2 separate regions of the Homo sapiens genome follow, and region 2 is linked to region 1. Evidence: chromatin loops called from intact Hi-C (ENCODE). Cell type or tissue: dorsolateral prefrontal cortex. All regions are shown on one strand. Links, peaks and the distances in the headings refer to the core of each region. The heading gives the core; the rest is flanking DNA. Region 1 has its middle 41 kb from the start of LINC02724. Region 2 overlaps NRXN2 (neurexin 2).

Evidence for each region. A loop is a pair of places that touch in the nucleus more often than their neighbours do. Peaks named below come from ENCODE experiments on the same cell type or tissue, not always from the same donor. Only the 100,000 strongest peaks of a DNase experiment are listed, where the experiment ranks them.
Region 2: a loop joins it to region 1, with 1.9 times the contacts of the local background. A loop is called at or near these places in 1 of 110 quality-filtered maps.

What each region holds. Positions count from the first base shown.
Region 1 is chr11:64,487,834-64,493,201 of GRCh38, forward strand. No RefSeq gene overlaps it. Among named protein-coding and RNA genes, the nearest start is that of LINC02724, 41 kb to the left of the region's middle. RefSeq lists an enhancer at 2,158-2,659. In dorsolateral prefrontal cortex, for the core only: a CTCF peak has its summit at 2,165 (motif pointing right); a DNase peak (open chromatin) is centred at 2,158; H3K4me3 peaks cover 420 bases; H3K27ac peaks cover 491 bases.
Region 2 is chr11:64,604,902-64,610,269 of GRCh38, forward strand. It overlaps NRXN2 (neurexin 2), which reads right to left. Exons shown (of 23, transcript NM_015080.4): 23 at 1,273-3,181. The coding sequence ends at 2,295. Among named protein-coding and RNA genes, the nearest start is that of SLC22A12, 16 kb to the left of the region's middle. RefSeq lists an enhancer at 1-697. In dorsolateral prefrontal cortex, for the core only: no CTCF peak of the experiment used is centred there; a DNase peak (open chromatin) is centred at 3,311; H3K27ac peaks cover 1,650 bases.

The DNA of each region.
Region 1 (5,368 bases), core at 57-5,056:
GGGTCACAGGGACCCGAGCTGCACAGACAGCTCATCCTCACCCTCATTATATGCAGATTCTGTATTTGCAAATTTGCCAACTTGCTTAAATGTATTTGTAAATCCAAAATCAGCACTCAGGGCCTTTTTTTTTTTTTAATCTGAGACAGAATCTTGCTCTGTTGCCCAGGCTGGAGTGCAGTGGCGTGATCTTGGCTCACCGCAAGCTCAGCCTCCTGAGTTCACGACATTCTCCCGCCTCAGCCTCCCGAGTAGCTGGGACTACAGGCGTGTGCCACCGCACCCAGCTGATTTTGTTTTTGTATTTTTAGTAGAGATGGGGTTTCACTGTGTTAGCTAGGATGGTCTTGATCTCCTGACCCTGTGATCCACCCTCCTTGGCCTCCCAAAGTGCTGGGATTACAGGCGTGAGCCACCGCGCCCGGCCAGTCAGGGCCTTTTGAGTTCATTTATGGACAGGCCCAGTGGCCAAAAAAAAAAAAAAAAAAAAATGCTTTGAATGTATGTTCCCAGTTGAGGCTGAACAAGGAACTGCCATCTTGCTTCAGCTCTTATGTCATAAACACATTTTTTCGAAGTCTATTTGGTGCTATGGTTTTGCATTTTCATGTTTCTTCTAGGTGATTTTGTTTAAAATGGCCCTGGCTCCAGAATAGCACTAAAGTGCTATCTGTTGTTCTAAGCACAAGAACCTGCCCCATGGAGAAAACACATGTGTTAGATACACTTCGTGCAGGCATGAGATAATTAATCAGCAATAGACACAAAATGATGTATATTTAAACAGAAACACACATAAAGGAGAATTGTTTATTCATTGACTAATAAATGTGACCAGAGGCTGGGCATGGTGGCTCACGCCTGTAATCCTAGCACTTTGGGAGGCCGAGGTGGGTGAATCACCTGAGGTCAGGAGTTCGAGACCAGCCTGGCCAACATGGCAAAACCCCGTCTTTACTAAACATACAAAAATTAGCCAGACGTGGTGGTGTGTACCTATAATCCCAGCTACTTGGGACGGTGAGGCAGGAGAATCACTTGAACCTGGAGGGCAGAGGTTGCAGTGAGCCGAGATCGCACCACTTCACTCCAGCCTGGGCGAAAGAGCCAGACTTTGTCTAAAAAAAAAAAAAAAAAAAAAAAAATGTGACCAGAGGCTCACAGGACCCTGACCCCAAGTTTCCCTAAAAGCAATAATTCAGTATCCACTAGTTCTAGTTCAGTCTTTGAGGGGACCTTACAGAATATAATTATTGCCAATGATGAGTATCAGCTGTAATCCGAGAGGCCTAAGAAGTTTAGGAATGCATTTCGGGTTTCTTTGCCTTGTGGGTATATAGACTTAAATCACCACTTTTTTGATGAGAAATAGGCTTAGAGAGATTAAATGATGCTATGGACGAACATTTGTGCTCCTCCAAATTCATATGTCAAAGGCAGAATCTTTCTGATTCTAGAGCCAGGACATACTTTTCAAACATTTGCACCGAAGCATCCCCAACACGGAAGAGGGAAATACGGGTCCCTGGGGGTACAAAGGGGTGGAAAATGACCCTTCTGGGTGTAAAAGTCCTTGAAAGTCTCTGTTTGACCTTAAAAATTCCTGTAAATTATTCATTCCACTCTACAGATAGTATGCTTTTGTTTTACCATAAAATATTATATTAAATCACTAGTTGAATGGTGTAACTCCAACAGCTAGACACACTCACTCGGATGTCATATACACTCCTAGAAAGAAGGGGCTGCTGAGCCTAACTCATCCCTGTGTTCCCTGGGCCCAACAGAATAGAGAGTCCCACACAGACACGGGATGAAGAGGGTCAGACAGAGGCACGGGATGAAGAGGGTCCCACACAGGCACGAGATGAAGAGGGTCCCGCACAGACACGGGATGAAGAGGGTCCCGCACAGACACGGGAGGAAGAGGGTCCCGCACAGGCACGGGAGGAAGAGGGTCCCGCACAGGCACGGGAGGAAGAGGGTCCCAGCACAGGTACAGGATGAAGAGGGTCACTGCCAGAAGCCAGGGCGCTGCGAGAGACAATGTGACAAAATCATTTCCTTAGGCATGGTCCTCTGGACACTCCAGCTTGGGCCAGTTTTCCACACTCCCTGCGGGACACGCATGCGCCTCTATCCTGCTTGACCACGTGGGGGCGCCCCACACGCGCTGTACCCCGGTACCCGCACCTCTGCGCGTTTCACTCAGATGTGGCTTTGTTTCCCACGATGTCCGCATCGTCCTCTGTGTCAGCCATGGTTGCCATGGATACCGTGGCTCCCAGCCAGAGGAGGGTCTCAGGGCTCAGAGGCTTTGTTGATGTTAGGCCATCAGTTCAAGAACAGGACCACGCAGTGGGGAGCTGTGTGCTGATGCGGAAGGACCCTGTGGATGTTACCGGGGAAGAATGAATGGAACTCCCTTCTGAGCAGCCTCAATGGAGACCAACCCAACACGCTCACCTTGTGTTCACCCCGTGCAGCAGGGACTGCCCCTGCCTCCCACGCAGGAGGGGCCAAACCCACTCACAGCAGGCCTGAGGCCCCCAGGTCTCGGGGTCACGGGGGAGTTCCTTGTTCCTCTGTCCCTCGTCCTTTCTGTCAGCTCGCCGTGGCGTGTTGATGCTGGCGTCGTGGTCCTTCGTCTTCCTTTGTGCTCACACTGACGGTTTCTGGACTTACGCATGTGGATGTCTGATAAGTGCATCCAGAGAGCCATGCCTTTTCATAAATGATGGTTGCTTCTCAGATTCACTGTGGCCAGGACACTGCGTTTTTGGAGACCACGTGCCGGCGGGCACACACCCTCCTGTTGCTCAGATGAACCAACCGGCCTCCATTCCTGTGCTTCCGCAAGTGGCCTGTTCCACACCTGCAGCCGTCTGTGTGCCAATCAGGGACTGCTGAACAACACCTGTGGCTCTGAGGGCGTCCTCTGAGGGATCTCACCCGAGTCCCACGGAATCTGATTCTGCAGCAGCCTCCCTTTCCCAGTGGCCACCCAGTCCCCACGCTGCCCACTGGGGCTCTTCTCGACCCCCATCATGGGCGTGTGGCTTGCCTGGCCGTGACAGCAGGCTGTAGTTTCCTGCACCCACTGCACCCTCTCTCTAGAACATTCTCCAGCTTGAGCAGCATCTTCAGGAAACGCCATCTGATCACAGCGCCCATCCGCGGCGCAGACCCACTCCTCCCTTCCATCAGTGTGGCTTTTGTGTTGGTTCAGTTACTCTTCTTGGTTTCTTTTGAATAATTTCGTTTTCCTTTCCTAATTTCTTAGGATGAATACAACATATTCGTTCTTTTGATGTGCTTGGCTCATCTTCCTACTTTAATAACGAAAGCATTTTAAAGTGCTAACATTTCCTGTGAGTATTGGTTTTTGAGGATTCACACAGATTTCGGGATGAAACGTCCTTTATTATTATTATTATTATTATTACTTGCAGGATAATATGCCGTTGTAAAACTTCCTATTTGAGCTAGGTGTAAGCTAGGAATGTGTCTCTTAATTTTGAAGTTGTAAACATTTTTGGGTTATCTCTGTAGTAATTATTCCCAATTGTTTTGGATTATGTTTAGAGGATTTGCTGGTAAAGCCTGTTTAAAAAATATTCTCGGCCCGGCACGGTGGCTTACGCCTGCAATCCCAGCACCTTGGGAGGCCGAGGGGGGTGGGGGCACGGATCACTCGAGGTCAGGAGTTTGAGACCAGCCTGGCCAAAATGACGAGACCCCATCTTTACTAAAAATACAAAAATTAGATGGGTGTAGTGGTGCATGCCTGTAATCCCAGCTACTTGGGAGCTGAGGCAGGAGAATCGCTTGAACCTGGGAGGTGGAGGTTGCAGTGAACCAGGATTATGCCACTGCACTCCAGCCTGGGCGACAGAGTGAGACTCTGTCTCAAAAAATAAAATAAAAATAAAAAATAAATAAAGACATCCTCAAGGATTTCTTTATGGCTAAGAACAGGAATGTGTTCCATGGACTTGAAAAAATGAATCCCTACTCAGGTGATATAAAGATATATTTCTATTAAGTATGAAGATTTTAGTGTATCTTATTGTATATATTGACATTTCCCACTATACTTGTATATGTGTGTTTACACATATTGATATGTGTATACATGTACACATACATAAATATATACACATACATATACGTGTGTGCATCTTTTTTTTTCCCCGAGATAGGGTCTCAGTCTGTTGCCCAGGCTGGAGTGCAGTGGCGTGATCTCGGCTCACTGCAACTTGGCCTCCTGGGTTCAAGCTATTCTCATGCCTCAGCCTCCCAGGTAGCTGGGACTACAGGCACCCGCCACCACATCTGGCTAATTTTTGTATTTTTAGTAGAGACAGTGTTCCACCATGTTGGTTAGTCTGGTCTTGAACTCCCGACCTCAGGTGATCCACTTGCCTTGGCCTCCCAAAATGCTGGGATTACAGGCGTGAGCCACTGTGCCTGGTCATGGATCTATATTTTAATCAAAGTCTCCTACCATTTCTTTTTTCTTTTCTTCTCTTTTTTTTTTTTTCTGAGATGGAGTCTCGCTCTGTCAACCAGGCTGGAGTGCAGTGGCTCGAACTCGGCTCACTGCAACCTCTGCCTCCTGGGTTCAAGTGATTCTCCTGCCTCAGCATCCTAAGTAGCTGGGATTTATGTGTCACCATGCCTGGCTAATTTTTGTATTTTTAGTAGGATAGGGTTTCACCATGTTGGTCAGGCTGCAGTCTCCTACCATTTAGAATAGCTTTTGTTTATGTCTACCTGCGGCACTGTTTTGTGGACACAGATCTATTTTTTTCATAAATGGTGGCTTTTATCATTATGTAATGTCCATTTTTTTCTAGTTAGTGCTTTAACCCTCAATTCCACTTTCTCTCATATTACCACTCATGTTTGCTTTTTGTTTCCATCTGCCTGGACTTCTTGTGACCATCTTATTTTGGTTCTGCTTTTTCCTTCCTTCCCCTTTCTTGCCTTCATTTGAACTAACTTTTCTTTTTTCCTTTTCCTATTGTTTGTTTATTCTTTCTGTGTTAACCATAGATTTTTTTATATGTATACTTAAATTAACAAAATCTAAATTTAATCAATATATTCATTCTCTTAATTAAGGACTTTACAATGCTTTAATTCTTATATAACCCATCTAACTTACACATACTATTGTTGTCTTCACTTTTATCTTTTTTAATCCCTAAAATTAGACATTATTATTATTGCTTCATAGTCAATATTTAGATGTCTATGTTTTAACCAGTTTCTTTGCTATTATTTCATATTTTTAGAGCTAAAGATAATTTTAATTTTGAAATGATTTTATACTTGTAGAAATTTGGGCTGGGTGAGGTAGCTC
Region 2 (5,368 bases), core at 236-5,235, 120 kb after region 1:
AATCCACACCTGGAGCTCTGCTCTCTCACCCTTGTTAGGATTTTGCAGGAGGAATCTCAAGAGGTCCTGAGAGGCACCATGGTGGGGAGGGTCCCAAGACAAAAGCCTCCTTCAGGGATGGAGAGAAGGAAGAGAAGGAGATGAGGCTGACCTTGGCCTCTGGAGATAGCTGGAGGCTGCTCAGGTCAGGACCTGCCACTCCCACTAAGGGATGTTCCCCAGCTGAAGGGTGGGGCTCCTGCAGGCATGGAGGCAGCCAGGCCTAAAGATGGACCAGGCTTTTGAACAGCAAAATGCCTCGAGGATGAGCTGGCCAACAGCCAGAGCCCCCTGCAGACAGAAAATCAAGATGCAGAATCGGGCAGTGGAGGGGATGGCAAGCCAAGGGTGTGAGGAAGCCTGGCGGAGGGGAGGGCTGAGAAGCCGATCGAGGGGGGGACCCTGAGTGACACAGCATGGCTGAGTCATGTCTCATGAGCCAGGTGGTGCAACGCCCCACCACTGCCATCCTTGAGGTCCGCAACCCTCCTCGCTCTCCTCTCCTGACAATGCTGTACACGTGGTTATCTGTCCCTTGCGACTGAGAGGCTTAACAAATACAGATCCATCTCTTAGCATCTCCGGACCATGGACCTGTTAGGGTCTCCACAGAGGAGTAAACAACGGTGGACGAGGTGGCTGGCCCTGGTTCCACCTTCAGTCCCAGCAGCTGCCCAGTCAAGCAGAGTGGACTTGGGGGAAGGTAGGGTACCAGGGTCCAAATCCCTAGAGAGGAAGGGGAAGGAGCACAGACTCTAGAGTCAGGCAGAGCAGGAGACCACTGGGACTCAGTCACTCATTCACCTCGAGACCTGGGAGCAGCCACTGAAGGTCTCCAAGCCCAGGAATGACCTCCTCCCTCCAAGGGCTGCTGAAGGATGAGGCAGCATCTGTCCCGCACCCAGGTCTGTGCCCGGGCACACATGCCCCGAGGTGTGGATCCAGTAGCCATCAGGGGGCAACACAAGGTCTCCAGGGATCTGTCTGCCTTTCTGAGAAGCTAAGGTCTGTGAACCGGCCAGAGACCAGCCATGTTTCCCGCCCGTTCCTCAGCCCAGCAGGGATACAGGACACTGTGAGACAAAGACAAGTTATCCCAGGAACCCAAAGCCACACTCAACCCAAAAGTTCGGGAGCAACTTACCAGCTCTTGTGGGCCCCCATGTGGGCCCAGACCCCAGCCAAAAGCCAGGATCTAACAGCACCCACCCCCAAAAAAACTGCACAGGACCGTTGGAATTTGGAAAGTTTTTGTTTTCTTTTTCCCACACATTTCCGGGGTTGGGGTGTTTTCCAAGACTCAGACACATTTGTTAACAAAGAGAGAAAAAAAACTGGGGGAGCAGGGAGCCCGTGGGCAAAGAAGTGACCCCAGCAGTCTGTGGACAATGCCTTGCTCCCTCTTCCCTGCTGCCCGCGCCCAGCGGGTGCCACAGGCTGCTGCTCGTGGAATCTAGAGTATTTGTCTGTAATATATATCTGCATTTGCCTTTCCCCTCCCTCCCACCCCCCACCCCTGCTCCTCCAGCAGCTTCCCCATCAATGCACGTCGCCCGGCGGCACACACAGAACAGGCCTTCCGTCAGGCCTGAGCCCCTTCCCTGGGCGGCACCAAGCAGGTGCCTCTCCTGGTGAGGGGAGTTGGGGCACTTGCCCCACCCCACCCCACCCACCCACTGGGCCACTCGGGCCCACCCTCCCGCCCTTCTCCCACCGACTCTGGAAACCCAAAGGGAGGAAAGGAAGGGAGAAACCAGACACACAAAAAAAGAAGTAGGGAAGGAGGGTGGGGACAGTGAGACACAGCAAGCCTGGGATGGGGATTGGAGGGCTTGGGAAGAGAAGGAAGGCAGGAGGGACAGAAGGAAGAAGAAGAAAAATTGAGGAAAATTAACAGGACGAGCAGTGGACACTTTACAAAACCCCCAGCCTTCCTTCCCACCCAACCCCACCAAAATAAAACTACCCCCTTAAAAAAATAAATCAACCCAGGGCTGTGAGCACGTGCCCTGCCTGGCAGGCGCAGAGCTGAGAGGGACAGTCAGCCCCGGGACTGACGAGGCCGCGCAGTGGACGGCAGGAGGAAGGGGGCGAGCACGGGGTTTTTCCTTTTCTTTTTTTGCGTTTCCTCTTCGTAAGAGAAGCCTGAGGCAGCCAGGGAGAGGGTCCCCAGGCCCCTGGCAGGGAGAGGGTGGCACCCTCCTCCCGGGCCCTCCCAGGAGGGGCAGCTGGCAGTGGGGCGCAGTGCCGGGGGCTCAGACATAATACTCCTTGTCTTTGTTCTTCTTGGCCTTGCTGGGCGTCTTGGGGGCAGCCGGGGCCTTCTCTTTCACCACCGCCCCATTGCTCTGGGCCGAGTTACTGATGTAGTTTCGGCTCTGGTCCACCTGGTAGGAGCCCTCATCACGATTGCGGTACTTATACATGGCGTAGAGGAGGATGAGGATGCAGAGCGCCGCCGCCGCCACAATGCCCACCACCATGCCCGTGGTGCTGCTGGACTCCCGGATCACCTCCACTGCGCCCGGCGGGCCCCGCTCCCCAGGCCCTGTGGGGTTGGCTGTGGGCAGATGGGGGAAGCCGGGGGCTGAGGTCACGCCGGGGCGCAGGGGAGGGGGCCTCCGCGGCTCAAAGGACGTGGGGGCCCCGGGCCCCAAGGGCGGGTTCTCCAGCAAGGGCTGAAGCGGGTCTCGGTGGTTCATTTTGCCCGCCGGCAGGTTGGGGGCCGGGGCGGAGGGGGCAAACAGCACCCCAGGGGCGCCCGTGGCCCCATCTGTCCTGAGGTTGGGCCGGGGAGCGGGTTTGCGGGGTGACAGGAGGGTGGTGCGGTCCGTGACCAGGGGAAAGGTGGTGTAAAAGTCCTCGTCGTCCGTGGGGGGGAGGCTGGAGTCAAAGACCTCCCCGGAGGCGAAGCCCGAGGCCTCGATGGGCTCCTCGCAGTCGCTGTCGTCCCGCTCGGCCTGGCACGGGCCCCCAGAGGGCGGGCGGCGCGCGGCGGGCGGGGGCAGCGTGTCTTGGGTGGCGCCCACTCCCGTGAGGAAGGGGTAGAAGGTAGGGGGCGGGGGCACGAAGGGGGATCGGGTGGCCACGGGAGGGGGGTCTAAGGAGTCCTCCGTGATAATGGGCAATATTAACTCTCCTCCTAGAACAAGAGAGAGAAGAGAAAAGAGAGGGCGTCAGCGAGGGCCAGGGCGCAGGCGGCCGGCACAGAGAGAGAAACAACAGCCTCACACACCCAAATCGGTTCCAATTGGCTTTGGCGGAGACTAGAGCGGGCTGGGCCCGCCCGCCAGCCGGCCGAGCACTGCGCTTTAAGCGGGCAGCGGCTCAGATGCCCTGGGCACCCCACGCACGGGCTCTGTGACTCTCTGGGTTTTGGTCTTTTGTTTGTCTTAAGAAATCAAAAGGAACAGAAAGGAAAGGAAATTGAAAAGAAACAGAAAAAAAAACTCTACTGGTTTAAGGCTTTAAAAACAGATACAACAGCAGCATTTAAACAAACCTAACAACAATATCTTTTAGGGTTTTTTTTCTAGATTTTTCTCTTTTTTTGCTTTTTTTTTTTTTTTTTGCTTTTGTTTTTAAAAAAGAAGATAGCATACCACGGAATTCAGGCAACTTACATCAACAAATAGGCCGTGTGATTTTAGCATGAAGAAAAAAATTACAAACAGAGCTGTGTAAGCGGGTTCTCCCGGAAAAAAAATAAGAAAAAACAACTTTTCCGTACAACGTTTTCTGTCTATCTGTTCGGTATCTCCCTCCCTCACTCTCTGCTCCCTGCGCATCCTGCCTCCTCCTGAACTCTCTCTCCGCCCTCACTTGTCCCTCTCCCCCTCATTCAACACAAAGCTGAACTCTGCACAGGGCAGGCTGGGGCTGAGGGGTGGTTTCCACCACTTGGTGTCAGCATGTCGGGGAGGGAGGAACAGTGGGCAGGAGGGCTTAGAGAGTAGGGACATGACAGGCAGCCATGTAGGGATTGCTACATGGGTGAGAGGTCTTGGGAGGGGACGGCCACGGGAGGGGGCTTGGAAAGCTAATTGCAGGGTGGCCACGGGAGGCGAGACATCGAAAGTGGGAGGTGAGGTGGCCCATGAGGAAGAGTGGGCAGGGAGGAGTTGGATACCACTGGAGCAGGGTCCTGTCCCGTAGGACTCTGGGAGGGGTGGAGAGAAGCCATGTAGAGGCAGGGAGGTAGGGAGGGGCAAGGAAGGAGGGGAGTGGGCAGGGACACATGGTTCCTGAGCTAAGCCTAACTCCCCAACTTTCTCATTCTTCACCCTCCACCTCTGACCCCCACTGACTTCCCCCCTCCCCCTCCCCAGAACCCCCATGGGCCGCCAGGACCTGGCCAGGGCTTGACTGCCTCTGGCCCTCTTATTATAGTTAAAACAATAACAAAACAACGGAAAGAAGAAGAAAGCAAAAAAAGAAAAGAAAATACATACACAGCCATCTGGGAGGGAAGCACCTGCTAAATAGGGCCCATGGGAATGAGAGGGGAGGGCTTTGTGAGGGGAGAATGGGTCTCCCCATCTCTAGGTCTGATAACTGGAGTCCCTTGGGCAGAAACTGCAATTCCCATCAGCCCCCAAAAGGTGAGAACTATAACTCCCATCAGTCCTTGGAGGAGTGTAGAACACAATTCCCATCAGCCACTGAGTCAACAACTGTGACTCCCATCAGCCTCCTGGTCCTCCTCTCAAACCAAAATTGTGCAACCTCCTGGTTTGGGGTAGAAGGGAGCTGGGGCTCAGCTCTAGGTGGCTGGTGGGAGGACTTGCTCCTCTTGCAGGGGCACCTCTGGGCCTGACGAGGGTTGGAGGTTTCCTCTCTGGCTCTCTCTTCAGCACAGCCTAAGCCCTGCCCACATCTGAGTGCCTCTCGCTGGTCTCTGCAGGGTGTGGTCTTCATAGATCACGCCCAGAAGCCCCTCAGCCTCTTGGTGGTAAAGCACCCCAGGGCCTCCACTGCCAGGTCCCGCCTGCCCCACTGCAGCCCCACTGCAGCCAGGCCAGCCACATTCCACCTTCACATCTTGGCGCTCTTCTCCTGCTCCCCACCCACCCACAGCCCTCTGCCTCTGCCCTGAGTTCAAACACTGTTGCCAACCTTCAGATCACAAGCTCCAGCAATGTTACAGAGCTGTCCTTGGCCACGCCAGCCAGCCTGTGGCCAAGACCTTTCCATTGAACTTGAAGGCTTGCTGAGCTCCCCAGGCTGCTCTTCCCACCCGACTCCAATCTCCCCTGGCCAGGGGCTCACCTACACCCTAGATTTTGAAACCCCAGGGCTCCTGGCCCTCCAAAGGCTCAGTCACAGTGAA